Regions from separate parts of the Mus musculus genome. Here region 1 is linked to region 2. A link is a loop called in an ENCODE intact Hi-C map of the cell type or tissue named here. Cell type or tissue: heart. All regions are shown on one strand. Links, peaks and the distances in the headings refer to the core of each region. The heading gives the core; the rest is flanking DNA. Region 1 holds the start of Misp3 (MISP family member 3). Region 2 has its middle 22 kb from the start of Gm23626.

The links. Peaks named below come from ENCODE experiments on the same cell type or tissue, not always from the same donor. Only the 100,000 strongest peaks of a DNase experiment are listed, where the experiment ranks them.
Region 1: it touches region 2 in a loop (12-fold over the local background); 9 of 42 quality-filtered maps call a loop at or near these places.

Annotation. Positions count from the first base shown.
Region 1 is chr8:84,002,605-84,017,944 of GRCm38, reverse strand. It overlaps Misp3 (MISP family member 3), which reads left to right and starts at 6,225. Exons shown (of 3, transcript NM_001291292.1): 1 at 6,225-6,804; 2 at 7,173-7,234; 3 at 7,453-7,717. The coding sequence starts at 6,261. The coding sequence ends at 7,467. It overlaps Mir8111 (microRNA 8111), which reads right to left and starts at 12,317; the gene lies at 12,181-12,317. It overlaps Mir1199 (microRNA 1199), which reads left to right and starts at 6,312; the gene lies at 6,312-6,430. It overlaps 1700067K01Rik (RIKEN cDNA 1700067K01 gene), which reads right to left. Exons shown (of 6, transcript NM_183097.3): 2 at 14,943-15,084; 3 at 14,729-14,829; 4 at 14,464-14,649; 5 at 13,886-14,020; 6 at 13,176-13,494. The coding sequence ends at 13,320. In heart, for the core only: CTCF peaks have their summits at 5,570 and 9,339; DNase peaks (open chromatin) are centred at 5,254, 5,742, 6,464, 7,874 and 2 weaker places; H3K4me3 peaks cover 2,564 bases; H3K27ac peaks cover 2,031 bases; H3K27me3 peaks cover 3,281 bases.
Region 2 is chr8:84,351,080-84,366,419 of GRCm38, reverse strand. It overlaps a transcript of Cacna1a not described here. Among named protein-coding and RNA genes, the nearest start is that of Gm23626, 22 kb to the left of the region's middle. In heart, for the core only: a CTCF peak has its summit at 8,457 (motif pointing right); a DNase peak (open chromatin) is centred at 8,459; H3K27me3 peaks cover 3,946 bases.

The sequences.
Region 1 (15,340 bases), core at 4,303-12,302, 350 kb after region 2:
GGGTTTTGGTTTGGTTTTAGGCAGTGTAGCCCAGGTTGACCTGGGATTCTCAATCCTCCTGCCTCAGCCTCCTAAGTTGAAGTGACAAGTGTGTGAGAGCACATCTGCCTTGACTCTTAAGTTGCTTTTTAAAAATCCGAGTGTGGCCGGGCAGTGGTGGCACACACCTTTAAAGCATTTGGGAGGCAGAGGCAGGTGGATTTCTGAGTTCAAGGCCAGCCTGGTCTACAAAGTGAGTTCCAGGACAGCCAGGGCTACACAGAGAAACCCTGTCTCAAAAAAAACCAACCAACCAACCACCACCACTACCACCACCACCACCACCAACAAAATCCAAGTGTGTGTGTGTGTGTGTGCGCGCGCGCACGCGCGCACATGTGAGTGCCATGCTGCACCTGTCAAGTTACAAGACCAATCTCCTGTGTGGGTCTTTGGTTGCTCTCTTGTTTGAGACAGGATCGCTTGTGTCTGCTACGCATGCTCCAGACTAGCTGGCCTCAGGCCCCTCCCACCTCGCCACGCTGGTGGTGTGGCTATGCATTGCCATGGGCAGCCTCTGTGTGCGTGTTATTCAGGACTGTCCTCTTAGCCCAAACTTGGACACCTCCAAGTGTCCATCTGGGGCAGATGGCTTTGATGACTGTGAACTCTGCTCAGATTGCATGCGTCCTCTGGGTCTCTGGGAGGGGCTGGGGAAGGATAAAAGAAGAGAACCCCATCTACTCAGTCACTGGGAAGCCTGCATCCAGGATGCAGGCCTAACTCCTCACTCACTGCTCTAAGTATTAGAAATTCATTGGCTCCCCAACATGAATTTTGGTAGGATCCCACTTTGGTTTGTCTTGGGACAAAGAAGGAAGGGTGTAGGTTATGTTTATATCTCCCCCAAGGTAAGTAATTTTAGTAACAGTGAGTGTGACCATTTGAATAAGAATGCACCCCCCATGGGCTTATATATTTGAATATTGGTCCCCAGTTGGCAGAACTGCTTGGGAAGGATTAGACGGTGTGGCATTGTTGGAGGAGGTATGTCACTGTGGCTGGGATGTGTGAGGTTTTAAAAGTCCATAGTATTCCCGGTTAGTTCTCTCCCTCCCTCCCTCCCTCCCTCCCTCCCTCCCTCCCTCCCTCCCTCCCTCCCTCCCTCCCTCCCTCCCTCCCTCCCTCCTTCCCTCCCTCTTTCTCTTTTTTTTTTTTTTTTTTTTTTTTGATTTTTCGAGACAGGGTTTCTCTGTGTAGCTCTGGCTGTCCTGGAACTCACTCTGTAGATCAGGCTGGCCTCGAACTCAGAAATCCACCTGCCTCTGCCTCCCAAGTGCTGGGATTAAAGGCGTGCGCCACCACGCCCGGCCCCTCCCTCTTTCTCACTGTCTGCCTGCCACCATGATCCTTGCCATAATGGTCATGGACTTTAACCCTCTGAAACTGAGCTGTCACCATTGCTGTGTTAGGCTTTTCAGTAATGCAGCTGTCTTCGCGTCATTTCTGCTCCTGTAACTAACTCTTCATCCATATTCTTCTAAGTAACCCAAATAAAACGTATTGTTTTCACCACAATGGACTTTAGTGGTCTCCTTACTTTGGCCTGTCATTGGTTCCATACTTGGGGTGAGTAAATGTTTGTTCATGTCTCCTCAAGAACAGTGTCACACCACAAAACCAAACAACAGCTGGGGATGGTAGCATAGACCTTTACTCCCGGCACTCTGAAGGCTTCTGCTGACCTCTGTGAGTTCAAGGCCAGCCTGGTATGCGTGTTGAGCACCAGGCCTATAAGGGCTACACAGTGAGGCCTGTCTCAAAACAAAAATAACATCTGGTGAGATGGCTTAGTGGTAAGAGTGCTCACTGCTCTCACAAAGAACCAGCGATCGATTCTCTGCACCCTTGTCAGGCAACACACAACCACCTGTAACTCTAGCTCCAGGGGATCTGCTGCCCTCTTCTGGCCTCCAACAGGCACCTACACATAAATGAAAATAAAACACATTTAAAAAAAAGAAACTCCTCTTAAGAAGATCCTGGTTTAAGCTGGGCAGTGGTGGCACATGCCTTTAATCCAGCACTCGGGAGGCAGAGGCAGGCGGATTTCTGAGTTTGAGGCCAGCCTGGTCTACAAAGTGAGTTCCAGGACAGCCAGGGCTACACAGAGAAACCCTGTCTCGAAAAAAAAATTCCTGGTTTGGTGCCAGTACCCATTCAAGGTGGCTCATGACGGTAACTTGGGCTCCAGAAGACCCAAAGGCATCAGCAGTCATCCAAATAAATCCGTGTGCACACGCATATTCATAAAAATCTCCAAAACTAAAACTAAAGTATAGAAAGAGTAACCACAGAGCTAAATGAAGGAACCCCCACCTTTCACATAATACAGTGTCCTAGATTAGCAGTACGCAGTTGTTGTCCCATCCCTAGAGATTGCTTGGTGTGTGGTTGAAGGTGGCCAGTGGGTTTGAGGGAGAATCACAGGAGAAATGCCCTGTTTGCCATCTCTTCCATGATGACCTTGGTAGAAGCCATCAGTGAATGAACCAGAGTGTGAGAAGGGAACAGTGCCCAAGTCAGATGAAGCCAGATGGGAAAGGGCAGGGAGGACCAAGTCTGCCCGAGGGAGGGAGGGAGGGAGGGAGGGAGGGAGGGAGGGAGAGAGGGAGAGTCATAGGTACTGATGGAGCAGGGTCATTTGCTTGGGCATCAAGGGCCTGGACTGAGAGACCACAGCCATGAGGTGAAGTGATAAAGTACACCATGCCTCATAGACACAAAGTATTTGTTAAAGCAGCTTCCCAGGCTGGCCTCAAACTTACTGCATAGTCAAAGATAAGTTTCTGGCTCTCCTGCTTCTACCCCAAGTGTTGGGATCACAGGCATGGATGCACCACCATAGCAGTGCTGGGACAGACCCCTGGGCTTTGCGCATGCTAGAGAAGCCCTCTGCTGAGTCACGTCCTCAGTGCGTGTGCGTGTGCGTGTGTGTGTGTGCTCGCACGTGTGTGTGTTTGCCGCTCCCAAACACCCCTTCCTCAGAACCCCTCTCCAAGGGGGTTCCTCTCCAAGGCTGGTCCTTAGCATGTATGTGTATGTGTGTGTGTGTGTATGTATGTGTATAAGTGTGTATGTATGTGTATGAGTGTGTATGTATGTGTATGAGTGTGTATGAGTGTGTGTATGTATGTGTATGAGTGTGTATGTATGTGTATGTGTGTGTATGTGTGTATGTGTGTATGTATGTGTACATGTGTATGTATGTGTATGAGTGTGTATGTATATGAGTGTGTGTGTGTATGTGTATGTGTGTGTATGTATGTGTATGTGTGTATGTATGTGTATGTGTATGAGTGTGTATGTGTATGTGTGTGTATGTATGTGTACGTGTGTATGTGTGCATGTATGTGTACATGTGTATGTATGTGTATGTGTGTGTATGTATGTGTATGAGTATGTATGTATGTGTATGTGTATATATGTGTATAAGTGTGTTTGTATTTGTGTATGTATGTGTGTGTATTATGTGTATGTGTGTATGTATGTATGTGTGTATGAGTGTATATGTATGTGTATGAGTGTGTATGTATGTGTATGAGTGTGTATGTATGTGTATATATGTGTATAAGTGTTTATGTATGTGTATGTATGTGTACGTGTGCATGTATGTGTATAAGTGTGTATGTATGTATGTGTGTAAAAGTGTGTATGTATATGTATGAGTGTGTATGTATGTGTATGAGTGTTTATGTATGTGTATGTGTGTGTGTCCCTGACTAGGTAAAGACAAAGGTCAATGTCAAGAGTCTTCCTTTATCACTTTCCACCTCAGGTCTTTTGTTTATTTTTTGGTTTTATGGGGTTTCTCTGTGTAGCCCTGGCTGTCCTGGAATCCACTCTGTAGATCAGGCTGGCCTCAAACTCAGAGATCGGGCTGGAGAGATGGCTCAGCCGTTAAGAGCACTGATTGCTTTTCTGAAGGTCCTGAGTTCAAATCCCGACAACCACATGGTGGCTCACAACCATCCATAATGAGATCTGACGCCCTCTTCTGGTCTGTCTGAAGACAGTTACAGTGTACTTACATATAATAAATAAATAAATAAATCTTAAAAAAAAAAAAAACCCAAAACTCAGAGATCCACTGGCTTCTGCCTCCCAAGTGCTGAGATTAAAGGTATATGTCACCACTGCCCGGCTTCCACCTTAGTTTTTGAGACTTGGCTGAGCCTGGAGCTCATCTATGAGGCCAGACCAGGTGCCAGGGGGTTCCATGGATCCTCCTGTCCTCCTGTCTGTCCCCAGTCCTGTACATGGGCACTTTAAAACCAAGCCATCATCCCAGGCCTTAAACTTACTCTTGTTTAAAGATTTATTTGTTTTTATTTTATGTGTATCAGCCATGTGCCTGCACATGTATCTGTGCACCATGTTGGGACAGTGCCTGGGTTTGGGAGGAGGTCAGGTCCCATAAGGTTAGAGTTACAGATAGTGTGAACCATCCTGGTCATCTGGAAGAGCAGCCCGTGCTCTTAACTGATGAGCCATCTTTCCAACCCAAGAGGAGGCACCGTTTGAGGCTGGTTGTAAGAGAGGACAGACTGAAAAGGGTGACCAAGTAGTTGGGATTGTGTAGCCCTCTATTTCCATTTACTTTTTTGGTGAAGCAAGATCTGGAAATGCAGGTGTCCTGGAACTCATTACGGAGAATAGGGGCTGGCCTGAGACACCTCTACCTCTGCCTCCTGAGTGCTGGGATTAAAGGAGTGTGCCACCACTCTCTTAATCCCATTTAATCTTTCCATTTTCTTTAGGCAATTCTTTCTTCTAGGTTACTATAGAACACAGGGTGGGCCGGTTTTTGTGAAAGCCGGGTTCCACAAGGGCGAGTGGAAATGTCTCTACGAGTGGTTAGCCCTCACTCTGGGTCATCGACCCTGTCCCGAAACACAGATCGGGCACCAGACAAAGGTCGCTACTGCCTCCCGCTAACCCGGTGGCTCCTCTGCCCCATCTTGGGCCTCCTGGGCAAACTGGTCCAAGCTGACCGCCTTCCAGCCACAATTGCTCGGCTGAGGCCCGGAAGTCCTGTAATGTCTGTGCCCTCAAACACCGCTCATTCTAGCTGGACACTTGGCTGCCAATGCCTTGCGGGCTTTTCTGGAAGGTGGGGGTGGGGAATCTGCCCCAGGGTTTTGAGTGGCGGCAGCGCCGCTGCAAACCAGACAGAGCTGAGCAGCCCCGGGTAGCAGCAGCACCCAGTGCGGCGGCCCCGGGCGACCCTCGGGCTGGACTCGAGCTGTGTTGCCTCAGCGATCAGTGTGCAGAGAAGGCCCGGAGATCACGGGATAGGGGGCGGGGGGAAGGAGAGTGGTGTCGCTGGCCGCAGGCTGGCACTTGCTGACCTAGACTAGTGAGGTCAGCGAAAGACGACCGGGGAAACACTCTGTAAGGAGGCCGTGGTTCAGCGATCAGCGCGGCGCTCCGCTAGAGGTCAGGTCTCCGGAAAGTGATGAAAAAAAAAAAAAAAAAAAAAAAAGACCCCAGAATGCCAGCGTGGTACCAGAGGGAAAGGGCGACACATACCCCCTGGGTAGTGAGTTCAGGGAAGCCCTTTCCGAAGAAGCCACCCCTTCAGTCAACCCGTGTGTTCAGGTGGCGGGAATCCGGAGAGCAGTGGAGGCGCCCTGGCCCATAGGGCGGGTCCAGGGCCACTCGAATCCAGCTGGCAGGTGACGGGGGCGGTGCCCAGTCCTGCCCCCAGGGGATGTTCCTGGAGGCCAGAGGCGGGTCAAAGAAGAGTGCTGGCGACGCCTATGAACCTCGGGCGGCGGCTGTAACTACAGGTACTGCACAGGGCACCGTGTCCTACCTATTTGGGCATCTCAATTCGGCTCTGAGAACTAAAATTTTCAAAGGGCGCCTAACTCCAAACATCCATGTCCTCGGGTGTCCGAGAGTGGAGTCCTGGGGTCGCCTGAAGGCTACGTGTTCCGGGAGCCGCAGAGCCAGGGCACCGAGGGCTGCTGGGGGAGGCAGTGAGGTCCTGGAAACCTCTGGAGAGGAGCACTTGCAGACTCTGGAGCCAGAGAGCCAGGTCCCGCAGGTGCCAGTTGAGCACCGGACCGAGCGCCCGGGCGGTCCACAGCTGGGCCGCCTGGCACTAGTATAACGGAGGTACTGGGGCAGTTGTGCCCCTGTCTCGGCTCAGAGGCCTCCAGGTGTGTTTTCTACCGAAGCCCGCGGCATCCAAACCGGCGCCGGCGGAATTGCAGATGGAGACGCCCATCCAGCGCGAAATCCGCCGCAGCTGCGAGCGGGAGGAAAGCCTGCGCCGGAGCCGGGGTCTGAGTCCCGGTCGCGCGGGCGAGGAACTCATTGAGTTGCGCGTGCGGCCGGTGCTCAGTCGGCCCGGCTCCGGTACTCCGCTGCCGCGCGCCCTGGAGCGCGCTCGGGCGGGCGCGAAGATGCAACGGGACATCGAACGCGAGGCTCACAGGCAGGCGGCGCTGGCGAGCCCCGCGGTTCCGGAGCCTAGCGCCCGGCGGCGGCCGCAGCCGCTGGACGAACTCAAGCGCTTCTTTGAGGCTGCGGCGGAGGACGGCGCTGGCTTGCAGAGGCAGCCAGAGACCGGAGGCCGGCTGCACCCCGCCGTTCAGGACGGCTGTCCGGTACTGGGGCAGTTGCCACCGCTCGTTGCCCCGTCACTGCTGGAGCAGGAGGTGCGACGAGTGCGCGAGCGCGAGCGGGAGCTGCAGTTGCAGCGGCGCAGCATCTACGGCGACGCCGAGGTCCAGGAGCCAGCGCCGAGCCTCACCCGTAAGCGGTCCCCCTGGGCCCTAGAGCTCCAGCTGTCTCCACCTCCAGTGATCATTCATCTGTAGGCTTGCAGACCCTTAACTATTCTCCTGGGGGTTCACCTTCTTTTCTTCACTCCCACTCCTGGAGTGAGGATCCCCACATCCATCAGACCTTGGAACCTTGACTTCTGGCGTTCTCGGGTCCTCTGTAGTACTCGGGTGCCTCTCTACATTGAGTTTGCCTCATTCCTGTTCCTGGGTCCTCAGAACTGGGTGGAGGCCTTCATGGGGAAGAGGGGTGCACACCTGTATGTATATAAGGGGTGCGGCCATCCTCCAGCTGGCAAGAGGAGGGGCAGTCGCGGCTGAGTGTTCCTTCCCCCACAGCGAGCAGGGGAGATGGAAAATTGTCGGTGATCTGGCCTCCGCGGAGACGGGCCTCTGAGAAGGTGGGAGACTCCCTTTCCGATGCTTGTCGGTCTCCCAGCCCTCCCTGCAGCACCTGGGCACTGGGGTGGAGGGAGAAGGTGCCTCTTGGTCCCCTGGAGCGCCACTCTAACCCAAACTCAAAAGTCCTAGACGCGATCCAGAGAGTGAAGAGGAGGTGGAGGCCTAGAGGCCAAACTTCTCCCTGAGGGTGTTCTTTCTCTTCCCCTTTTCCTTCTAGGAGCGCAGACCCTGAGGTCTATGAAGGTTGGGACCTGCGGACAGAAGTAACATACCCTTTGGAGAACCAGGGTAGGGTTACTCTCCAGATCAGCAGAAGGCCTAGAGAGGGAAGGGCTAGCTTTCTTTAATGGCAACTTGAAATCCAGCCCATCTTTGATACTGACTATGGAATTAACCACCTTTCTCCATAAAATTCTCTAGTCTTCCTTGGAAACCCTGCAAAACCTATGAGTGAAACATAAAATAAACTCCTCCTCCCTTTACCTGGGCTTCAGTGCAAGCTATTTTCTACTGGGTCCTCCTTAGTCTGGGTGGGCGGAGGCTGGCAGGTGAAGAACGTTTGGAAAAGCCACCCAAGGATCCCGCCGGAATGTTGGAATTCAAAACGCGCTCTGGTCTCCTTGTTCTGGACTGACTGCGGACCCGGGCTTGGAGGCCAGGGCCCTACTGCCCCCTGGTGGTGAGAACGCAAAATGTTGCTCACCGGCCCACAGACTCCACTCTGGTATCCAGATGTCAGTTTTTATAGGCACCAAAACCATTCTGTGTTCAGGGAGCTGCTAGACCGAGGTGCTATGAAGTTGTATTTCCTGCTCTAGGGATATAAACAATAGTGTAAACATACTAGGGGTGGCTGGAGGGATGGTTTAGGGTAAGGAGTGCTTGCTATTCTTGCAAATGACCCGAGTTCAGTTCCGGGCATCTACATGGGAGGCTCACAACTGCTTATGTCCAGGAGAGCCATTGTCCACTTCTCTCCTCCAGGAAAATCTCAACATACATGGCACCCATTCGCACAAAATGCACACATATTCACATAAATTGAAATAAGGATAATTTTAAAAAAAGAAATACCAATGGTGGTGTTGAAGGATCAAGGACCTGGCAAGTGTTCTGGTGACCATCTTTGCTTGTTTCTTTTAAAACCGTGGCTTAAAAAAAAAAAAAAAAAGATAGAAAAAAGGCCGGGCGTGGTGGCGCACGCCTTTAATCCCAGCACTCGGGAGGCAGAGGCAGGTGGATTTCTGAGTTCGAGGCCAGCCTGGTCTACAAAGTGAGTTCCAGAACAGCCAGGGCTATAAAGAGAAACCCTGTCTCGAAAAACCAAAAAAAAAAAAAAAAAAAGATAAAACCGTGGCTTCGTATATCCCATATTGGCCTGAAATTCCCTTTGTGGTCGAGGGTGACCTAGAAAGTTTTAAAAGATTTATTTTTTGTATTCATGCTGTATGTATAAGTGTTTTGTTGGCTTGTATGTGTGTGTGTGCCTGTGTGTATGTGTGTGTGCCTGTGTGTATATGTGTGTGCCTATGTGTATGTGTGGGCCTGCAGAGGTGAGAAGAGAGTCAGATCCCTTGGAACTAGAGTTCCATGTGAGTGCTGAGAACTGAACCATGATCCTCCTAAAGTACTCTTAGCTGCCAAGCAACCTCTCTTTATTTTTAATTATAGGTGTGTGTTTGTTGGGGTATGTACATGAGAGTGCAGATATACAGATGCCCTCAGAGTCCAGAGAGACTGTTAGATCCCCCTAGAGCTGGAGCTACAGACAGCTGTGAACTACCAGAGATGGTGTTGGGAACTGGACCCAGGTCCTCTGCAATGGCTCTTAACCACTGAGCCATCTCTCCAGCCCCTGGAGCTGTTACTGAAACAGACAGTTCAGGACTGAAGAACTGACTCGGAAGTTAAGAGTGTCTGCCATGCTATGAAGATAGCACACGCTTTAATCCCAGCACTAAGGAGGCAGAGAAACAGGTGGATTTGAGTTCAAGGCCAGCCTGGTCTACTGAGCCGGTTCCAGTACAGCCAGGAAACTGAGAAACTCTTGGAAAACAGATGCTGCCCACCCAGATCCAGCTTTAGTTCCCAGCACATAACGCTGGGTGGCGCATACCTCCCATAGCGCCAGCTCCTAGAGGTCAGATAGCTGCTGGACGTCTCTGGCACCCTGGAATACACAGGCGAATACCTGAATACCCAGACTGTCCTGGAACCAGCCTGACCTTGAACTCACAGAGATCCTCTTGCCTCTATCTCCTGAGTGCTGGGATTTCTTTGTTTTGTTTTGAAGACAGGGTTTCTTTGTGTAGCCCTGACTGTTCTGGAATTTGCTCTACGTGTAGACCAGGCTGACTTCAAGGCCCACCTGCCTCTGCCTCCCGAGTACTGAGACTAAAGGCATGTACCACCATGGCCTAGCCACATACATAATTTTTTTTAAAGATTTATTTATTTATTATATGTAAGTACACTGTAGCTGTCCTCAGATACTCCAGAAGAGGGCATCAGATTTCATTACAGATGGTTGTGAGCCACCATGTGGTTGCTGGGATTTGAACTCAGGACCTTCGGAAGAGCAGTCAGTGCTCTTAACCACTGAGCCATCTCACCAGCCCCCACATAATTTTTAAAAATAAAAAATCCTTTAATTAAACAAACAAAAATGTGAGCACTTCCCTGGCAAGTGCAAGGCTCTGCGTTTGAGCCAAAACCAAACTACCAACCTTTACTATTTAGCAAGCTCTTTCCCCTTCTAACATCTTTTGAGACAGAGACTCACTGGGTTGCCATGGCTAGCTGTGTGGATCAGGATGGCTTTGAACCTGAAACTTCCTGCTTTTGCTTCCTGTGTGTTGGAACTGCAGGCCAGGTTTAGAAAAAAAAAAAAAAAAACTTTAAAAATGATTCAAGTGGGACTAGGCATGGCCACATATTTACCTGTCAACTCAGCACTTAGGAGGTGGAGACAGGCAGATTTCTTAAGTTCAAGGCCAGACTGTTCTACATAGTAAGATCTGTGGTGTGGTGTGTGTGTGTGGGGGGGGTGGGGGGTGGAGGGGGGTGGCAGTGGCCAGTCACGGACACACTGCAAGCAATGCTTCATTCCTGCTAAAAACACTAAACTGTCTGGAAAACTGTGTTTCTCACAGAATGCCAGGACACTTCTACAGCTTCTTAGAAGTGACAAGAATCAGAAAAAGTGGGACTCCCAAAACATTTTAGATTTATTGTCTAGGGATAGGAATGTAGCTCATTGGTAATGTATTTGCCTGGCGAAAAGGAAAGCCAGGCCGGGGTTTAATCCCTAGCTACACCTAAACAGTGGAGGATACATCTAACTGTAGAGGCAGGGGCAGTAGGATAAGAAATTCAAGGTCAGCCTCAGCTACATAGAGAGCTTGAGGCCAGCCTAGCTATATGACACCCTGTCTCAAAAATAAATAAATAGGGCTGGAGAGATGGCTTAGCAGTTAAGAGCACTGACTGCTCTGCCAGAGATCCTGAGTTCAAGTCCCAGCAACCACATGGTGGCTCACAACCATCTGTAATGGGATCTGATGCTCTCTTCTGGTGTGGCTGAAGACAGCTGCAGTGTACTCATATTAAAGAAAATAGATAAATCTTATAAATAAATAAATAAATAAATAAATAAATAAATAAATAAATAAAGGGTCTGAGGAGATGTCTCAGTGGGTGAAGTGCTTGTCTCGCCAGTCCAACAGCCAGAATTCAGATTCCTAAGAACCATTGGAAAAGCTGTGGTTTATGCATGGCCCTGAAGATTCTCTGATTGGAAACGGGAGGCAGGAGAATCACTGCAAGTTGGTCTGCAGACACAGCACAAGGCACCACTTTATAAAAATGTGGACGACCAGAGCTGACACTCAGAGTTCTCTCCCAACCTTCCCATATATGCCACGGCATGTACACAGCAACATACACACTGACATACAAACAATTAGATGCTAGCATGGTTGGCCTTAGTTAGTACCAAGTGTCTAATGAAATACCAACAGATAACAGAAAGGAAAGAGTCCATGTGGTGTTTCACTCAGGAGAAGCTGCCCACTTTATTTTTAAATTAAAAAAAAACATAATGTTTTGCCTGCATGTCTGTCTGTGTACCGTGTGCGGGTCTGGTGCCTAGGGAGGGTATCGGATGCTATAGAAGTGGAATAATAGATAGTTGTCAACCACAGTGTGGGTGCTGGGAACTAAACCCTGATCTTTTGGGAGAGCAACACTGTTCTTAACTGCTGAGCCATCTGTCCAGTCCTCCTTTCTTCTTTGATTAGAATTAATTTGATCCAAGCTATGGATAAAACATTAATCACTCAACAATGGTTAGAGCAATGCTTAGCAGAAGTCTCTCTAAAGAGCAAGGGTTTGGTTTGTAACCCTGAGTTAGCTCAGTTTTCAGATATTTTTAGTATGTACCAGGCGGTATCAACTGAATTACAGAAGCAGAAGGCATGGTGGCACACTCTGGAGGCTCAGGCTGGAGGTTAAGGCCAGTCTAGGCTAGGTATCCAGGCAGTGGTGTCACACACCTTTAATCCCAGCACTCGGGTGGAAGAGGTGGATCTTTGAATTTGACACCAGCCTGGTCTATGTAGAAAGTTCCAGAATAACAAGAGAGAAACTCCATCTTAAAAAAACAAATACAGGAAAGATAAAAAATGTTGGGAGAGATTGCTAATGAGAGCACTGGTTGCTCTCTGAGAGGACCCTAGTTCAGTTTCCTGCACCCAAATGGATGCTGACAAAATATCTATAATTCTAGACCCAGGGTATCTCTGATGCCCTCTTTGGCCTCCTGAGCAAGCAGAGAAATAAAATAATAAGTAAATATATATATTTAAAAGAGATATGACCTCTATACATAGCCACCCCCAGTTGTCCTGGAACTTACTATGTAGATGAACTGGGCTCCACTCACAGAGGCCCACCTGCCTCAGTTTCTCTGAGTGCTATGATCAAAGGTGTACACTACCATGCCCGGTGTATAAAAATTAGTATCTCGCCGGGCGTGGTGGTGCACGCCTTTAATCCCAGCACTCATGAGGCAGAGGTAGGTGGATTTCTGAGTTCGAGGCCAGCCTGGTCTACAAAGTGAGTTCCAGGACAGCCAGGGCTATACAGAGAAACCCTGTCTCGAAAAAGCAAAACAAAACAAAACAAAACAAAAAAACCAAACAAACAAAAAATTATTATCTCTGAGTCTCTATTTTTAAGTCTCACATTCTGACTCTGAGTGTAAAAATTTTAGGATCCAAATATCGACCTCTCACTGTAGAGATTGTGGAATCTCAGAGTGACACAGGAAAGGAGGAAGGACCCCATTCCTGTCCAGGGCCAGTTTTGCTCAGAAGGCCCATGTTCCAGTCTAGGCTTGGTGTCTCAGGAAGCAGGAGGGCTCATTTCTCTCAGCTAGAGTATCCTTCACCAGCCCAAGATTGATGTGGGGCTGAGAGAGCCCCCTAGGACTCTCCAGACACTCTTCAAGAGACAAGACAATCACCAGCTTGACTCGGACACCCCAAAAGCTGGAAGGGAAAGTCTGATTCCACTCTGCAAACTGATACCCTGCAGTTTCCTAGGGTACATCGGGAAATGTAGTTGTGTTTAAAAAAAAAAGGGTGGGGGAGGGATAGGAATCACTTCCGGGTTAAAAAATTTTAAAAAACCAAAAACCAAAAGACGGGCGTGGGTCTAAGTCTTCCTCTAGTGGGCCTAGAATTTTCCTGCTACCAGAAACTTGTTTTCTGGGTTCCGGTTGCTGACGAGAGCCGCTACTTCCCTCTTCGACTCATGTGCATTTGCGCATGTGCACCACACTCTGCGAGGTCTGCGGACCACACTTCCCACAAGGCCTCGCGGTGGGCGGGGCCCACCCACCCCCAGGGGAGGGATGCGGTGCTCACAAGACACAGAACCTCTGACCTTGCTATTTTATTAACAGAAAAGTCTACCCGCACTTGGTATTCGGTGGCCCATGCCGGGCCGTACTCTATGCAGCCGCACCTCTTCCTGCCTGGAGTTTGGGGTTGTCAGGCTCGAGCTGGCGCCTTCTCCTGGGACTCAGGATGCCGGGGCTGCCCAAGCCGCGGGCCCGGCAGCGCTGGGGGGCCGGGCGGGGCCTGCCTGGCCCAGGAGGATCTGCACCAGCAGGTCGGTGGCCAGCACATGCGACGGCTCCTCGAAGCCGATGGTTAGTAGCTGCTGGTAGTCCCCGGGTGGCTGTGGGCACAAAATCCTGGGGGCATAGAAACAACTCTGGACCTGAGCCCCTCTGCCCCTCAGCTGGGAGGGTCTTTGTTTCAACTAGGGGTGGGGGATACCCTAAGGGAAAGAATTTCCTCTGTTGACAAACTCTGGAGTTGAAGCACTGGACTTGAGGCTACTAAACACTTTTCTGGCTGTTGTCTCCCTGAGAGAATGACTTATCTGCTCTGAAAACATGCTTTCTTTGTGAAAATCCACATCTCTTTGGATTGTTGTTTAGTCTGCATAAAGCACCCTTCAGAGCACAGTAAAATGTGTTCCCTATTAACAGTGGAAACTTTGTCACTTGAGTTCCAACCTTTGGTGAGGGTGTCTTGCCCTCCCTCGAACTTAAGCCCGCATCACCATGACTGGGATCCTACCACGAGTCAAGATCATCCTCTGCTGGTCCTAGGGGCATCCATCGGCCAATGGACCAGAGTTTCTGGATCTGGGGGCAGGAATTGGCTGGTCCCTGGCCTGCATCCTCCCATGTATCTCGATAACACAAGAAGTAGCTGAGAGGAAGAGATCAGAAGGAAAAGCAGTACTTTAGTTTTTTTCTGCTGAAGGCTTTACTTCTGGGGGTGAGGTTCAAGTTCAAATCAGAAGTTGCCTCAAGTTCTCAGGTAGGAATGTGACTCAGTACTCAGGACTTTCCTCCCTAGTGGCCTAATCTGAAGAGGAGGACTTTTTTTTTTTTTGAGACAGGGTTTCTCTGTATAGCCCTGGCTAAGAAGAGGACTTTTATTTTAACGGGAAGGTGGAGTTAAGAAAACCAAGGTTCAAAGTGTTGCTCAGTGCTGATCAATCATACACAAGGCCCTGGGTTTTACCCTAGCACTGCAGAAGGCGTTCAGTTTTGTCTTGCTTTTCACTCTTTGGTGGTGGTGTATAGGCAGGCTCAGGTTGGCAATCGGTATAGGAAGGAGAGGACTTTGATTTTGACAAGGGGACTCACTAATCCACATGGGAGTCTGCTCCTTGGCTGCTGGCCTCTGTGGTGGTTTCCAGGTTCCAGCGCATCTTCTTATAGAGGTATCTTGGGAAGTGACTGGCAGTATAGGCAGCTGGTGTGCAGTATCGGAAGATGGACACGTCGTGGGAGGGGCTGATGGAGAACCTCCCGCAGAAAAAGCAGGAGATGCTAGCGGGAGATAGGAGGATGGACAGCAAGCTGGGCCCTGGACCCCATCCCCCCACAGCCCCGTTTCCTGCCCACTTACCTCAAAGGGTTGGTTTCCTCCAGGTCCACGAACCCAAAGGAGGCATACATGAGAACTAACTGTTCCAAGCGCAGTGTTAGCTGCTGGGAGATCTCCAGCAACTGCATGGAAGGTGGGACTTCATGACCTCAGGCAGTCAGCCAGAAGCAACCCTCTTACCCCTAGGCAGAGTCTAAAGGTGAAAGGGGCCTGGAAAGAGAGCTACTATACACACCCCCTTCCGGACCAACTCCTGCAGGGCTCCATAGATGGGAGGGACACTCCTTGCTGCAGCCTCAAGGTATAAGAAGTATGGTTCACACATTGTTAAGAAGGTGGGCATGGCCTTGGCTAGCTGTTCCTTCTGTACTCGGTCCCTGCTGAAGGGAGAAAGGGGCCTTCATGTGGCATCTCTCCCCTTTCATCTCTAGGTGCCCCTCCTCCACCTGTATCCCGGGCTGAACCCTGATGAAATTTTCTCAGTGCTGTGAGCATGTGCATAGCATGCGCCAGAGTCCTGGGTTCCAATACCCCCAAATTAAACATTTTTTAAAAAGGGGGGCTGGGAGCTGAAGTAGGTGTGAGAGGCTGGAGCTCAGCATAGGAAAAGCTTCCCCAAGAGAAAGACCCCCC
Region 2 (15,340 bases), core at 4,886-12,885:
TGAGTTTGGTTCCCAAAACTCATGCAGGGTGTGGCTCATAGCATATCTAACTCCAGTTCCAGAAATCCAGTGACCTATCCTGGCCTATTTGGGGACTCATTCTTGTGCACAAATCCATGCACAGGAATACACATATACACATTAGAAGGGAATGAAAGAACTTGAGAAATGGCTCAGAGGTTATAAGTATTTGCTACTCTTGCAGAGGACCCAGGTTCAGTTCCCAGGTCCACACAGAGGCTCATAACCGTCAGTAACACCATTTTCCAGGGTTTCTGGTGCCCTCTTCTGACCTCTGCAAAAATCAGGCATGCATTCAGTACAAATACACACATGTAGGCAAAAGTCTCACATACATACATACATACATACATACATACATACATACATACATGTATATATAGGCAGGTCAGGTCTAGCAAGGTGGCTCAACGGATAAAGGAGTCGCCTACCAAAACTGAGGGTCTGAGTTTGAACCCCAGGATCTGCGTGATGGAAGGAGAGAATGACTTCAAAAAGTCCCCCAACCTCCACATGTGTACCCTGATATGCAACCTCATAAACACAAAAAATATAAATGTAATAATAAAAATAATAACAATGATGATTATAAAAGCTAGGCAGGGTGGCACAAGTGTGTAATCTCAGCACTGGGGCTGTGGAGACAGGCAGAGCCCTTGGGGTCACCAACCAGCCAGCCCAGCCTCATGAACAAGTTCTAGGTCAGTCAGAGACCCTGCCTCAAAACCTAAGTGATAGGCGTTGTAAGCTCAGAATCGTCCTGTGCTGGTGGTGAAAGCCAGGGAGAGACGGGCCAGCGTAAGCTCATGGACCCCACAAAGAGGAAGGATGGATCAGCACTGTTATAGACTTGAGACCTAAGGCACAAGTGAATCCTACATCAAAAGTCCTATGCCAGGAGGGAGACTTCAGGGACATGTGCTTGCAAGACACTTAGGAGCCAGCATAGAGCATGGAGAGCCTGCCAGGCACTGGGGGGGGGGGAGGGACACCCCAGAGCCTCTGTAGACCTTCCTTTGTGGCTTGAAGCCAAGGCCACTATTCAAAGGACAAAAAGAGGGTCTCTCTGCCCTGCAAGCCAGCCAGCTGCACTGGAGAAGCAGCGCCCTGGGACCAGACCTATTTCTTTTTAATATCAACTAGGCTAGAATTGTTCAACCTTCCTTCCCTTAAAAAAAAAAAGAAAGAAAGAATAGAAAGAAAGCGTTCTGATTCCTAAGCAGGTCCTGTCTAAAAGCCAGGTTTCATCTCTTTTCTTTTCCTTATGGAGACGAGGCCCTGAGACCATTTGTCCCTTCTGCCTGGTACAGAGAATGTACGCCAAGTGTCTTTGAGCCCACACTGTAGAGAAGCTGCCGCCTGAGGCTGCAGAGAAGAATCAGTGCGGAAAGCCTTCTGAGCATGAGGACCTGAGCTTCATCCCCAGGACCCATGGAAAAAGCCAGACATCTTGCAGCCTTGTATCCCTAGCATGGGGAGGGGGAGGGGGAGGGGAGACCGGAGGATCCCAGGGTTGCTGGGGCTGCAGAGCAGACAGCTAGCCTAATGATGAGCCCCAGGACCCAATGAGAGACTTGTGTTAAAAACCAGAGTGGAAGCCAGGCATAAATGGCACATGTCTTTAATCTCAACACTCAGGAGGCAGAGGCAGGTAGATTTCTGTGAGTTCAGGTCGGCCGGGTGTACATAGTGAACAGCACAGCCAGGGTTACAGAGAGAGACCTTTCTTTAAAAACTAAAACAAAACAAAACAAAACAAAACAAAACAAAACAAAACAAAACCAGAGTGGAGGTCTCCTGAGAAATTATGCTTGTGATTGACCTCTGACCTCCACATGCATGCTCACGTGTGTATACACGCCTGCACGCACAAACATGTATAGACCCACGAACAAAAGGAAATGTTTGCCACCCAGAGCTGGATGCTATCGCTGTCTCAACTTTACAGACAAGGAAACCAGACCATAGAGAGGACGAGGTTTTCCGCTCTCAGGGTCAGCCGCGTAGACCCTGATAGACCTGGGATTCAAACTCTGTCCACATGCCAGGCGAGAGTCCAGCCACTAAGACAGCCACAATCCCTTGCAATTGATCTTGGAAGTTTTTCCTTTATTATTATTGTGTATGTGAGTGCTCTCACACCTGAGCCACAGCATGCAGAGAGGGTTCAGACGGTAATGTGGAACCGTGTCGCTCCTGGCACATTTACACAGGTTCCAGGAATTGAATTCAGGTCTCCAAACTTGTGCATAAAGCCCAGCTAGCCTGCCTGCAACTGATCTTTACCAGATTCATTTCGCATTTAAAAAGAACTGGTTTGTGTGAGGACTGGTATGGTGAGAAATGACGTCTTGAGGGCTCTGCGACCAGTGTCTCAGAACACTGCTCCCTAAAGCTGGGAAGCGAAAGGCCAGGAGACACAACCTGGGATCTGCGTTTTCGGCTTCTGAGGCCTGGTACCTGCTCAGCTCGTGGACCACAGCGCCTCCTGGTGGTCTGCCACAGAACCTTCAAGCGGGAACCCGGCGGTTCTAAACCACTGGTCCGCAAACGCAGTTCCTAAAAGGTTCTAAAGGATGCATTTTTCAACACGGGGAGCCAGACAAACACACACAGTTCCGCTGTTTGAGGTAAAATTATCGCCAAATGTTCCCGGGAGTAAGGAAATGGTGTCTCATAAAAACACTAAGGGGGATGATGCTGAGGAGACAGCTCACACAGTAAAGCGCTTGTTACACAAGCTTAGGACCTGAGAACCAATGTAAAATTCCAGCAGTGGCAGGCAGTGTGTGCTGGGGCTAAACCAACAAGGCTCATAGTTAAGAGCGCTCCCTGCGGGCTGGAGAGAAGGCTCTGGCGGTTGAGAACACTAACTGCTCTTCCGGAGGTCCTGAGTTCAATTCCCAGCAACCACGTGGTGGCTCACAACCATCTGTAATGGGATCTGATGCCTCTTCTGGAGTGTCTGAAGACAGCCACAGTGTTCTCATATAAATAAAATAAATAAATCTTTAATTTAATTTAATAAATCTTTAATTTAAGTCTCTCAGACTTAAATTTTAAAAAGCCCCCCTCTGGGAAGTGAGGCAGAGCTCACCGCAAGGTCTGCTGGTGACCTCCTTGGGCACCTGGGGAAGGTCACCAAGGTTGTCCTCTGGCTCAGCACACACCTGCATGCAAACATACACATATCTGCAGTCATATGCATCTCCACACACTGACCGTGAATGTCCAGGTAAGTACTCATAAAACTCCTAAAGTCTGGACTGCTGAGATGAGCCCCGAAGGCTACATGCTGAAGCCCGTGCTGGTGTTCGGGAGTGATGGATGGGACCAGTGAGGGGTGGGGTCTAGTGAAGAAACTGAAGTCACAGGGGATTGACCCCCAACAGGGATTTAGAACCCCGATCCCTCTCTCCTCCCAGAATACCTCTCAGTGAGTTCTGCCTCACCATATGCAACACACCATGACGTGCCTCATCACAAATACAGCCCAGAAACTGAAGCTGGTGAGCATGGACTGCAGCCTTGGAAGCTGTGAGTCTGCAGCACAGGTTAGTAATAACATCACCTGAAAACAGCTAAAAGAAAGGATTTCAGCTATTCGCTCCCTGCGGTATGTCTAAAGTGATAGTTATCATAGCTCACCGGCTTCTCCCTCATTTCTCAGTGAGCTCAGGTGGATTCAGGCTCCCATGCACATGTGGATCTGGTGGCCATCACAGGCTTCACTAGACAGAGAGTGAGTCAGCAACAGTGGAGCTTTCTGGAGGGTCTGGGGATGGAGCCTCAGGCTGCAAGGATGCTAGGCCAGCACCCCACCACTCCTATCCCCAGCCCATCCATGCAAGTTTAAGAAAAAAGTGGGGGCGGGGGAGAGAGAGATCTGGAAAGATGGCTCAGTGATTAGGACCACTGGTTGTTCTTCCAGAGGACCTGGGGCTAAAGTCACAGATGGTTATGAGCTGCCATTGTGGTTGCTGGGAACTTCTGGGGTTTGAATAAGCATGGCACACAGACATGCATATAAAATAAATACTTTTAAACGTTAAAAGAATTAATTCCTATATCCTTGAAGAGCTTACAGATATGGTTTCAAGATTCTATTTCTTCTATAGTTTCCTGTAAGAGTAAGAAATTATTGAGCTGGTGGAGTGTGGTGGGCTGTGTATATAATGCCAGCATTCCAGGGGCTGAGGTAAGAGGATCTAAGACCTGCCTGGGCTACACAGTGAGGCTGTCAAAGGGTGGTGGGAAAACTAGACAGAATCAGGCGTTGGGGGCACATCTGCAGTCCCAGCACTGGGTACCAAGCAGGAGGGTCACTCAGTGCCAGACCAGCCTGGGCTGTAGACTGACACCCTGTCTCAAAAGGAGGGAAGGAGAGACTCCACTCATCCTAAGAGACACCAAACAGTACTGATCTAATTTGCTTGTCAACAAAGGGTAGCCAGAACTGATGATGGAGGATCTCAGTCATTGCCCAGGTGGCTAACCTTGCTCCTTAGCTCCAAGGTGAAACTCCAGGTGGGGAGTTTCAGCCACAGGACCACAGAAGCAGCTCAGATAACCCAGGCACACACTGTAGGACCCACTGGGGGTCTCTTTCTCCTCTCTCCTCACTCCTCTCCTTCCTCTCCCCTCTCTTTCTCTTCCCTCTTTCTTTCTCTCTTCCTCACTCCCTTCCTTCTTTCCTTCCTTTATTTTACAAAGGATTTGAGTGTGTGAGTGAGTGTGTGTGTGTGTGTGTGTGTGTGTGTGTGTGTGTGTGTGTGTGTGTGTGTGTGTGCTCACTGATACCCTTGGAGACCAGATCCCTTGGAGCTGGAGTCACAGGCATTTGTGAGCCACCTGAGGGGAGTGCTGCGATCTGAACCCCAGTCCTTATGATTGGGAAGAGTTCATGACCACTGAGCAAACCCTTAGCCTGCCTCAACAACCCCTTTATCTCTTTATGTTTTTAGAGAGAGGTTTGGTTTTGTTCAGTTGGAGGAGGGGTTGTTTTTTGAGACAAAATTTCATAGCCCAAGCTGACCTTCAGTTTTCTATGTAGCCAAGAACTCCTACCTCTGCATCTCCAATGCTGGACTTACAGATCTGCATCACCCACCACACCTGGGTTTCTGTGGTGCTGGGGTAGAACACAGGACCTAGTACAAGCTGGGCCAGTGCTTCACCAAGACACAGCACCGGTCTTTGGGGGGTTTTGTTTGGTTTTTCTTTAAAACAGGATTTTGCTCTGCAGACCAGGCTGGCCTGAAATTTTCTATGTAGTTGAAGATGATCTTGAATCTCTGATCCTCCTGCCTCCACTTCCCAGCTGCTGGGATGGCAGGAGTGGGCTTACCATGCCGGGGGAAGAGCAAGGGAAACGGAGAGCAGAGAGGGCTTTAAACAACAGAAAAGTTTAGTGAAACCTGAAATTCCAGCAATTCTGACTTAGAATATAATCTCCAAAGAACTGAAGGGGGTGTCCGAGGGGACACTTGTATACCCATGCTTAGTGTGGCTTCATACACAGAAGGGAGCCAGCATGAGTCCCATTGCTAGGTGGGCAGGTAAGAGGTGCAACAGTCTAGAGATACAAAGGAATATTACTCAGCCTTAAAAGAGAAAGATGGACTGGGAGGATGGTTCAGTGGTCAATTCTCGGACATGAGGACCAGGCATAGTGGTGCACACCTGAAATCCCAGCACTGGGAGGTCATGGGCTCCCTGAGGCTCCCTGCCTGACCAGCCTTGGCAAATTCCTGATCAGACAAGAACACCTGAGGTTCACCTTCACACACACACACACACACACACACACACACACACACACACACGAGGCAGACAAATCCACACACAAAGGAAGGGAACTTTAGCCCAGCCTGGTAGCACACACCTGCAATCCCAGCACTTGGGAGGCAGAAGAAAGGGGAAAGGAGAGGAGGGGAAGAGGGGAGGGGAGAGCCAGTAAGGACGTCCTGATATGGTTACTCCACAGCACAGACGATCTAGTCAGAGCGATGGCTACTCAGAGACTCCATTCCTAGGAGCTCCTAGATCAATAGCCTCAAGGGCCAGTGGCCAGTGCTGTATAAGGGACCCACTTCCAGATCTGGGTCTGGATTTTGATGTTTCTGAAGCCACTGCTTGTTCAGCTGTGTGCTCTGTGTACTTCTCCATCATAAAAACAGAGCTGATGATCAAACATAGCACAGAGCATCACCCACATCCCCACCCCCCAAAGAGATCAGGTCGTGTGCGTTAGAGATGGACTGAAGTTTATAAAGGCAGTTAAGGGCTGAGATTTGCTTTTAAATTCTCAGAAAATAAGGGGGGGGGCATGGTCTTGTGGCCTGAGCCTGAAGATCCTAGTGAGTGTTGAATGTGATCATAGACTTGTGGGGTTCCAGCAACTTATACTGCACTGAACATGTCCAGAATAAGACAAAGAAGAACCCAGAGGGAAGGCAAAGTCCACAGCAGGAGGTTAGCTGCAGTTGAACTTGGAGCCAATGTCTCGTTCCAGTTACCACAAGTGCTCTGAGGACATTTGAGAATGAAAGCTTGCTCTAAGCTTCCTGCTCATAAGGGCCTTGCTGCAGGGGAAGCCACAGCAGAGTCTGTGGCAGCCACTCACACTGCACCTCCAGGGAAGAGCAGAGAGGGATGACTGAGGCCTGTGTGCTGGCCCTCTGTCTGCTTTCTCCTTTTTACAGTTTGGGGACCCATGAAGGTCAAGAAAGGAAGCCATCTGCAGGGGGAGGACCCTACATTTCAGTCCACAAAGCCAAGACAATCCCCGGGAGGCCCTTCTCCCTGGTGACTCTAGATTCTGTCAAGTTGACAGTCAGTGCTAACCCTGGCACTCAGGCCTGGAATCCAGAGACTGCAGGATCACAAGGTAACACCTGCCCGTGCATCAGGATCCACTTCCAGCAATAACTCAGCATGCAGGAAGCAGACACAGGCAGCGCTCTGTGAGGCTGAGGCCAGCCTGGCCTACCTAGCAGGTTCCAGGACAGCCAGGCCTACATAGAGTGCCCCTGTCTCCAAAAAAGAGAAAAGAAAGAGAGAGAGAGAGAGAGAGAGAGAGAGAGAGAGAGAGAGAGAGAGAGAGAGAGGGGGGGGGGAGGGAGGGAGAGAGAGGAAAAAAACAAAAGAGAAAAAGAATTTTTTTTAAAAGAATAGAAAGAAAATTTGCTGCCTCAAAAGCAACAAACAAAATTTCTTCAAAATACTATATATTTTATGGATATCCCCATTTCCATTTTAATTCACATGATATGTTTAGCAGAATATATCTATAAATAAACAAAGTAAATACCCAGGGATGTGCTGAAAAATTGTCTTCTTGGCAGGAGTAGAAAACAGTGGAAGAATACCTGACTAGAATACTCTAGAATACCTGACCTCCACATCCACACCACCCCACACCGCTCTCCAAGTGCTTGCTCACAAAATAAATACAATCTATTAAAATGTGTTTTACAAAAACCACTTTCTTGGGCTAGTGAGATGGCTCAGTGGATATGAGCACGGATTGTTTTTCTGAAGGTCCTGAGTTCAAATCCCAGCAACCACATGGTAGCTCACAACCATCCACAATGAGATCTGACGCCCTCTTCTGGTGTGTCTGAAGTCAGCTACAGTTTACTTATTTATAATAATAAATCTTTGGTCTGGAACGAGCAGGGACTGAGCGAGCAGGGCTGACTGGAGTGAGCAGAGGTCCTAAAAAATTAAATTCCCAACAATCACATGAAGGCTCACAACCATCTGTACAGCTACAGTGTACTCACATACATAAAATAAATAAATAAGTCTTAAAAAGAAAAAACAAAAACAAAACAAAACACTTTCTTGGCCCTAAAAGTTTCTTTCCTGAGTCAGGTGGTGGTGGCACACACCTTAAATCCCAGCACTCTGGAGACAGAAGCAGGAGGATCTCTGTGAGTTTGAGGCCAGCCTGGTCTACAAAGAAAGTTCTAGGACAGCCAGGACTACACGGAGAAACCCTGTCTCCAAAAGGCGGGGGGGGGGGGGGGGGGGGGAGCGGCGGGGAATCTTCTTGCTGAAAGTCTGTGCGAATACTCATTGCAACCTTTTAAAGGTCTCATTGCTTCTGAGAAAAAAAAGCAAGAAGAGCATGAATGCGGAGAGACCGAAGAGGAAGGGTGGGGAGAAGCCCTGGAGAGGCACAATCTAGGTGCTTTGGTTACTAGTGAAGGACGGATTGGATGGGTTGGACAGTGAGTGTGTGGGTGGAGGAGGGAGAGGCAAAGTAGGCGAACGTGGGAAGACATATGGTTGGGGTAACTGATGCATGGGTAGACATACTGAGTGAACAGGTGGACACATGCATGGGAGGAAAGCCGGATACATGGCAACACCTAAGGGTGAGGAACGCGGGTCAGTTTGCCGCCGCCCATAGATGCTCAGACATACCACCAGGTGTCGCCATAACCTTAGGAACTACCTCAGAGGGCACGTCAAGTAGGCCTGCTTCACATCCAGCCATAACCTTAGGAACTACCTCAGAGGGCACTTCAAGTAGGCCTGCTTCACATCCAGCCTACCAGACGTGCTCAGGCCCACCTTGCATTCGTTCCCGCCCATCAGCACCCACAGGCTTCCCCTTCTCCAGGAACAGTGGCAGCTGCAGATAAGCAGGGTGACCACACACACGCAGCCTCCCTGGGATGGCAGGGTATGAAGACTGAGGGACTTAAACTGGTTCCTGTCTTGCTAGCATCAGCGGCTCCTGCTGTTACTCATGGGTACATCACAGCCATCAGTGTCAGCCCAGGAAACCACCCCAGCTTTACACCTTTGAAATAAAATGTTATTAAGCCCTAGCAATCCGCTTAGAGATGCAGTGGCAAAGGGATTGTTTGTAGTTGAACCTTTCTCCAAACCACTTCCCATTAGCTATCAGCGTAGCTCGTTCCCTCACAGCTGGGCCAGAGTACCTCTGAAGGCAGAATTTCCCAGCCTTTCCCAACATGCCCCACCTCCCCGCACCCTACCCAAGTCCCCAGAGAAAGCACTTGTCCCCTCTGCCAGTCCTTTCTGGCTCCACTGCGCACAAGGGATCCGGGTCTTTTACAAAGCCGGTTCAGAGTATTCCAGGCAACCTTAAGGCAGAGGGTTGATGGACTGTCAAGGGACAACTGGAGTCACCCACACCATATCAGCGCATTCTATCCCCTGAAGCTTGCCAGTTCAGGCTTGGCTGGCCCACAAGCCCCGCACAGCTCCCTTACAGCCTGCCCCGTGAATACTCACTCCCACTCTTTCCTTCTGGCCTGAGGGGTGCTGTGCATTTTGTGCGCCTGGTGGGCCAAGATGACATCCCGGTGGTCCACCACGCCACCACGCCGTTTCAGAGTTGGCCCCTCGAGGCTTCCGCTCATCTGCTGTGACCACGGGACATGCAGAGTCCTGGATGAGCCTGCCAGGGTGCAGTCCGTGCCTGGGTACCTTGGGCTGTGCAGGAGCTCATGACTGAGGGGAGAAAGCATGGGGTCAGAGCCCCAAGAGGCCCTCGGCATCCATGGGCCTCGCTCAGATATCCCAGGAGAGGAAACTGGAGGGAGAGAGGAGACAAGGAGAGCAGAGTGAGAGAAACTGAGGGGAGGCCAGGGCTGTGCGCGAGCAGGTGTGAACAGCAGAGGCCACCCCACCCTGCGCCCGGAAGTTCAGCGCCCCAGGCCCGGCTGCCAGGATTGAGTATTCCCTTGGCAACTGGGGGGCAGGAAAGACACTTCTAGCAGTTGCCGGGCAACACAGGCCATGGGTTGAAAGGGCGCAAGGGTGTGGCTGATGCTAAGCAATAGAACTACCTAGCTCCAGATCGAACTGGGGTGGGGTGGGGAGGGGTGGGGGAGGGGTGCTTTCTCACATCTAGATGCTCCCTTCTGCAAAGTGGACCCTCTAAAGCCCTTGCTTTCTGTGCTCTGGACCTGCGTCCAGTGGACTTCAGATCCCTGATGGCAAGTTCAAACTCAGTTGCACTGGACCAAGAGGCTGGTCCTGATCTGCTTCCTGTGTAGTTAGAAAGCACACCGAGAGCCTGTCTGTTAGTTTCTTTGTCTCGATGTTTTATTTATTATATTCATGTGTTTGCAGTGTGCATGGGGCACTGGTATGTGCATATATGTATGCGGAAGCCAGAGATCAACATTAGGTGCTATTCCTCAGGGGCTACCACCTTAGTTTTTTAGACAGAGTCTCTCACTGGCCTGGAATAGAGTAGACTATGCTAGCTGACCAGTGAGCCTAGTCTAGTCTGCCTGTCTCTGCCTCCCCAGCATCATGATTCTAGCTTGTACCACCATGCCTGGCCTCTGTCCCCACCCCCACCCCCACCCCCGACATGACACACACACCCTAGGGATTGAACTCAGGTCCCAATATACTAAGCTATCCCCCTAGCCCTTTATTTTCTTCTTGTTGTTATTTAAATTGTGTGTGTGTGTCTGTGTCTGTGTGTGTGTGATGGGTGTATGGGTGTGCCGTGGGCCATCTGTACTGATCAGAGGACAATGCTGTAGGCATCAGTTCTCTCCCTCCATCCTTGGGCTCCAGAGACTGAGCTCAAGCTATCAGGCTTGGTAGCAGTGGCCTTTACCCACAGAGCCATCCTATACCTTTCCGATTTTGCTGTTTTTTTATGTGCACGAGTGTTTTTCCATGCAGTCTGTGCATTGTCTGTGTACACACCCTGGGAGGTAAGAAGATGGTGCTGGATCCCCTGAAATGGGATCCTGCCCATTGTTAACCACTATGTGGGTGTGGTGTGAACTCCAGTCCTCTGCAGGAGCAGCCAGAGCCTTTAGCCACGGAGTCATTTCTCCAGTCCCTATTTTACTAATTTTTGAGGCTGTCTCACCTTGCTGCCAAGGCTAGGCTGAAACTCACAATCTTCTACCTGAGCCTGGACAGTGCGAGGCTTATACATACGCACCACCATGCCAGCTCTTTAATCTGTTACTTTGTCCTTGGTTTAATTCTATTTACTTGCAGTATGGAGGCAGAGTCGGAGCACACCACGCAAGGACTCGACTCCCAGCTCTTTTTCACTTTCTGTTTCGCCAAGTTTGTCATGAAACTTATTCTTGTAGCCCAGGCTGGCCCCAAACTTGTGATTCTCCTGCCTTAGCCTCTTGAAAAGCTGGTATGGCAGACAGGCCTGTACTGTCAGCCTGGCTTTTTTTATTTGTCACCACAGACTTACAGAGACTGGAGACATAATCCTACAGACGCCAAAGTCTCTCTAGGTGACCTTGGACACCTAGAGTGTGAATGTGGCTGGCACACTCTATTGTTTAGGAAGAAAATCACATGTGGGTGTTCAGTACAGACTCAACCATGGGCACTGAAAGCTTTCCCCTGCCCATGGGGGCTCTGTGTGCCCTGGCCTGTGTTGAAGCTGCTGGTCGGTCCTTCTCCACAGTGAGTGCAGAACACCAGCAGGCCAGGGGAAGCTGTTGTTTAAGATGCGATCTTACCATGTAGCCCAGCTTGCAGTGATCTCCCGAGCCTGGATTACTGATGTGTGCTGCCTCATCTGGCTTTATGTGGGGCTCGCAGAAAGGGTTTATTATAGCATTATAGGGTTTTATCATGCCTTGTGCATGCTGGGCAAGTATTACATCAAACTGAACTACATCCCCAGCTCATAAATTACCTATTTAACAGATTCTTTCTCCAAATATAGCCATTTGAAGGTACTTGGAATTACACTTGAATATACTAATTTCATGTGGCATTCAGTTTAGCCTTTAATGAAGAGTTGATGTGACATGTTGGGTGATCCAGCAACATATTAAATAGAGCCCAGAGAAGGCCACTGTGGAGGGGACCGCCAAGCGGGGGCCTGAAGGTGATGCAGAAATCATGCAGTATTTGAAGGAAGGGCTTTCCAGCCACCTGAAACAGTATAAGCAGAGGCCTTGAGGCAGAACTGTGTGGGGTTTGCTCAAAGACCAAGCAAAGGCCCAGGAAAACAACTGAGCAAAGAGAGGAGCAGAGAACATGAGTGGAGCCTACAAGGTGTCACAGACCACAGGGAAGACTTCTCTTAGTTCTCAGGACATGTGATACTTGCTGCTTGGAATCCACCCTTTCTCATGGCATTTTTTTTTCAAGCCCAGAGTTCTCAGAATCAACTGGAAATTTGGCACAAGTGAAGAATGCAATTAGGAAGTTTCTCACACAAACACAAGCGACTCCAGCATCCATGAATTTTCTGTACATATAATCTCAGAGAAGCAAGTAGCCCGATCGCAAGGTCCCCACTGCAGGAAGCCAGGCCTCCCTACTCCCTGTTGTGCTCTTTCTCAAGTTCCATTGTAATTGTGTGACAAGTGCAGGAACCCTCCAATCTCTTTTCAAATCCTGGAACTTGTAGGGTTTAATAGATCCTGACCTGCAACCTCCCTCTGTACTGTGAGCATCTCTGAAGGCTTTTGTGATTGAGCCAAATACTTTCCTACTTGTGGGGCAGTCGGCTGTGCACAGACAGCCTGGTCTCCAGTCGAGCATAGGTCTTGAACCCCGGGGGATCCAATGGGTGGTGATTTCCACCTACATGGGACAGAAGGTGTTCAATCATGTCTCCCGGACCCCTGGCTCCTGTCGAAGTTACTGCCCCCACATCCCCCACAGGAGAGGTGTGTGACTATCAGTCACACAGACAATGTCCCAAGATCCTGACATTCTGGCTAGACTCCACCCCCACAGTTACCTGACTGTAGCCAGGTATGCTCCTCCCCATAGTTACCTGGCAACAACAAAATAGCCCAGCCCACTATAAGAGGGGCTGCTTGGCCCCTCCTCACTCTCTTTAAGCTCTCACCTTTCCTCCTCTCTAGCCCTTCTTCTCTCTATTCCCCCCCCCCCAATGTGGCCATGCCTGGCCTCTCTCTCTTTCTACCTTCTCTCTTTCTCCCTGCCTTTCTACAATAAAGCTCCAAAACCATAGACTGTTTCTGTTCATCAAGGCCCGCTGTGCTTGAATGATGGGATAGCTTTCCTCTAATGAGCCAAGTCTAACCTCCCGCTGGAAGGCCTTCCTATGCTCCAGCCACGGACCTGACCAAAGACTCTTGCTCTCGTGGGAACCACCCAGCGCCCCCTTTCCCCCTTTCCTCTCCTCCCTTTGGCCTGGGGGCTGACTGAGCAGCCCTCTGGGACTCCTATTCTGTTCTCAGCTCTTCCACAGTCCAAAGGTGTCTGGGATGCCCAAGGCTGAAAACCTGGAACCTAGGACTGTGCCCCCACCCCCCACCATCCGCCAAGCTGGGGTTTAGTGGCTTCACACAGCCACTCATCTGGGGCCTCGTGCAAAGCAAGCAGCAGCCCTTCCGCATCTACCCGCCTAGAGCACTGGAACTCTGGTGGGACTCAAGTCGCCCCCCCACTCCCTTTATTTTCCTGGTGCCCACTGCCCCGCACCTACTGTCCTTGAAAAAAAAGAGTACCATTCTTTTAAGAAACACCAGCTATTTTGCAGACGTGTAACTGGGCGGAAGGCATAGATCTCAGGCTCACTGATCCCTCGCTGTGATGTTCCAGTCACTGACAGAATGGTCTGTCCCTGCTAACTAACCTTACTGACCCTTACAGATGAGACTCTCACAGGTGCAGTGTGCTGTGGAGTATTTATCTCTTCCTGCGTTAAACAGAAAAGAGGAGGAGAGAGGGATCATGGCTCAGTAGCAGAAGGCCTGCCTCATTTCCCCCAGTGAGAGGCTAGGGACATGACACAAAGGTAGAGCCCTTGCCTAGCACATGCAAGGTTCTGTCTCCAGCAAAAAGGGGAGGGAAAGGAGTGGATGATAGATAAACTGAACGTTCCTTAACATTCCTAGGAACAAGTACTCCTTAGAAAAGTGCATTGCATCTTGCAAGCCCTCACTGGGCATCTGGACCCTTCTTCAGTAGAAAGGAGACATGGTATACCCCGAAGGACACACAACCTATTATCACCCAGGACACCATCACCCAGGACATCATCACCCAGGACACCACCACCCAGGACACCACCACCCAGGACACCACCACCCAGGACATCACCACCCAGGACACCACCACCCAGGACATCACTACCCAGGACATCACCACCCAGGACACCACCACCCAGGACACCACCACCCAGTACACCATCACCCAGTACATCACCACCCAGGACACCATCACCCAGGACACCATCACCCAGGACATCACCACCAGCTATAGAGGGACCTGCAGGCTTTCATTTTAAGCTACAGAATTACCAAGGGACCATGATACAAATGCTGTCCCTCAGTGTCCCCAGGAGCTTGCTTCCCGAACCCATGCTGGTCCTGCGGCACAGGTGTTCAAGTCCTCTCTACAAAACCCAATCTTGTCCTCCTGCCGTCTGTCAGCAGCAGCTACATACAACTTGCATTCTGACATCGATGGTGTGCCAATAGCTGCTAGTGTGTACTGTTCAGGGCAGAGTGATGGAGACAAAGTGTGTACATATCCACTACAGATGCCATGTAAATATAAAAGCGACGTCAGGAGAGCCCACACAGGTTAAGAGTCCTGTTCTTCCCAGCACCCATGGCGAGTGTGGTTGCTGGAACTCCAGTTCCAGGCCCTCTTCTACACTCAGCAGACACCTGCATTCACACATGCACATGCCTGCCAGCTCGCTCACACACACACACACACACACACACACACACACACACACACACACAAATACATAATTTAAAGTTATAAAACACATCTATAAATAATAAACAAATTTGAGACAGGGGCCTCAAACAGCCCAAGCTATCCTTGAACGCACTATGTATTCAAAATGACCATGATTTCCTGATCCTCCTGCCTCCAGTCTCCCAAGCACCCGACTTATGTTGTGCTGTGTGGTAGAACCCAGTATCCTGCCACATTGAACCAAATCCCAGCCTTTTAAAACCGTTTCGGTCCATGATTGGCTGGCTCCAAAGACAGGGAAGCTGTCAGCAGAGAGGGTGGGCAGGGTGCAGAGTCTTGAGCCTTCAGGGTGATCTGGATCCGGAGATGGCAGTGACCTTGGGCTATGAAAGGTAGACCCTGGAGTTTGGAATTTGTGCAAGCAGGAGTAAGGCACCTTCAATGTCTGGGAAAAGCTATTCCAGAAAGGTCAACCGGGTACCCCACCCCCCCATGAGCTGGGCAACAGCTGTCCTGTGTGTACACACAGGAGACAAACAACCGTTGGCCACCAGCAGATACTCCCCAGCTGGAGCTGGCCCAGGCACCTGCAGGCCTGGTGAGCAGGTGTGCAAATCTTACCAACTGTGTTTGCCCAACA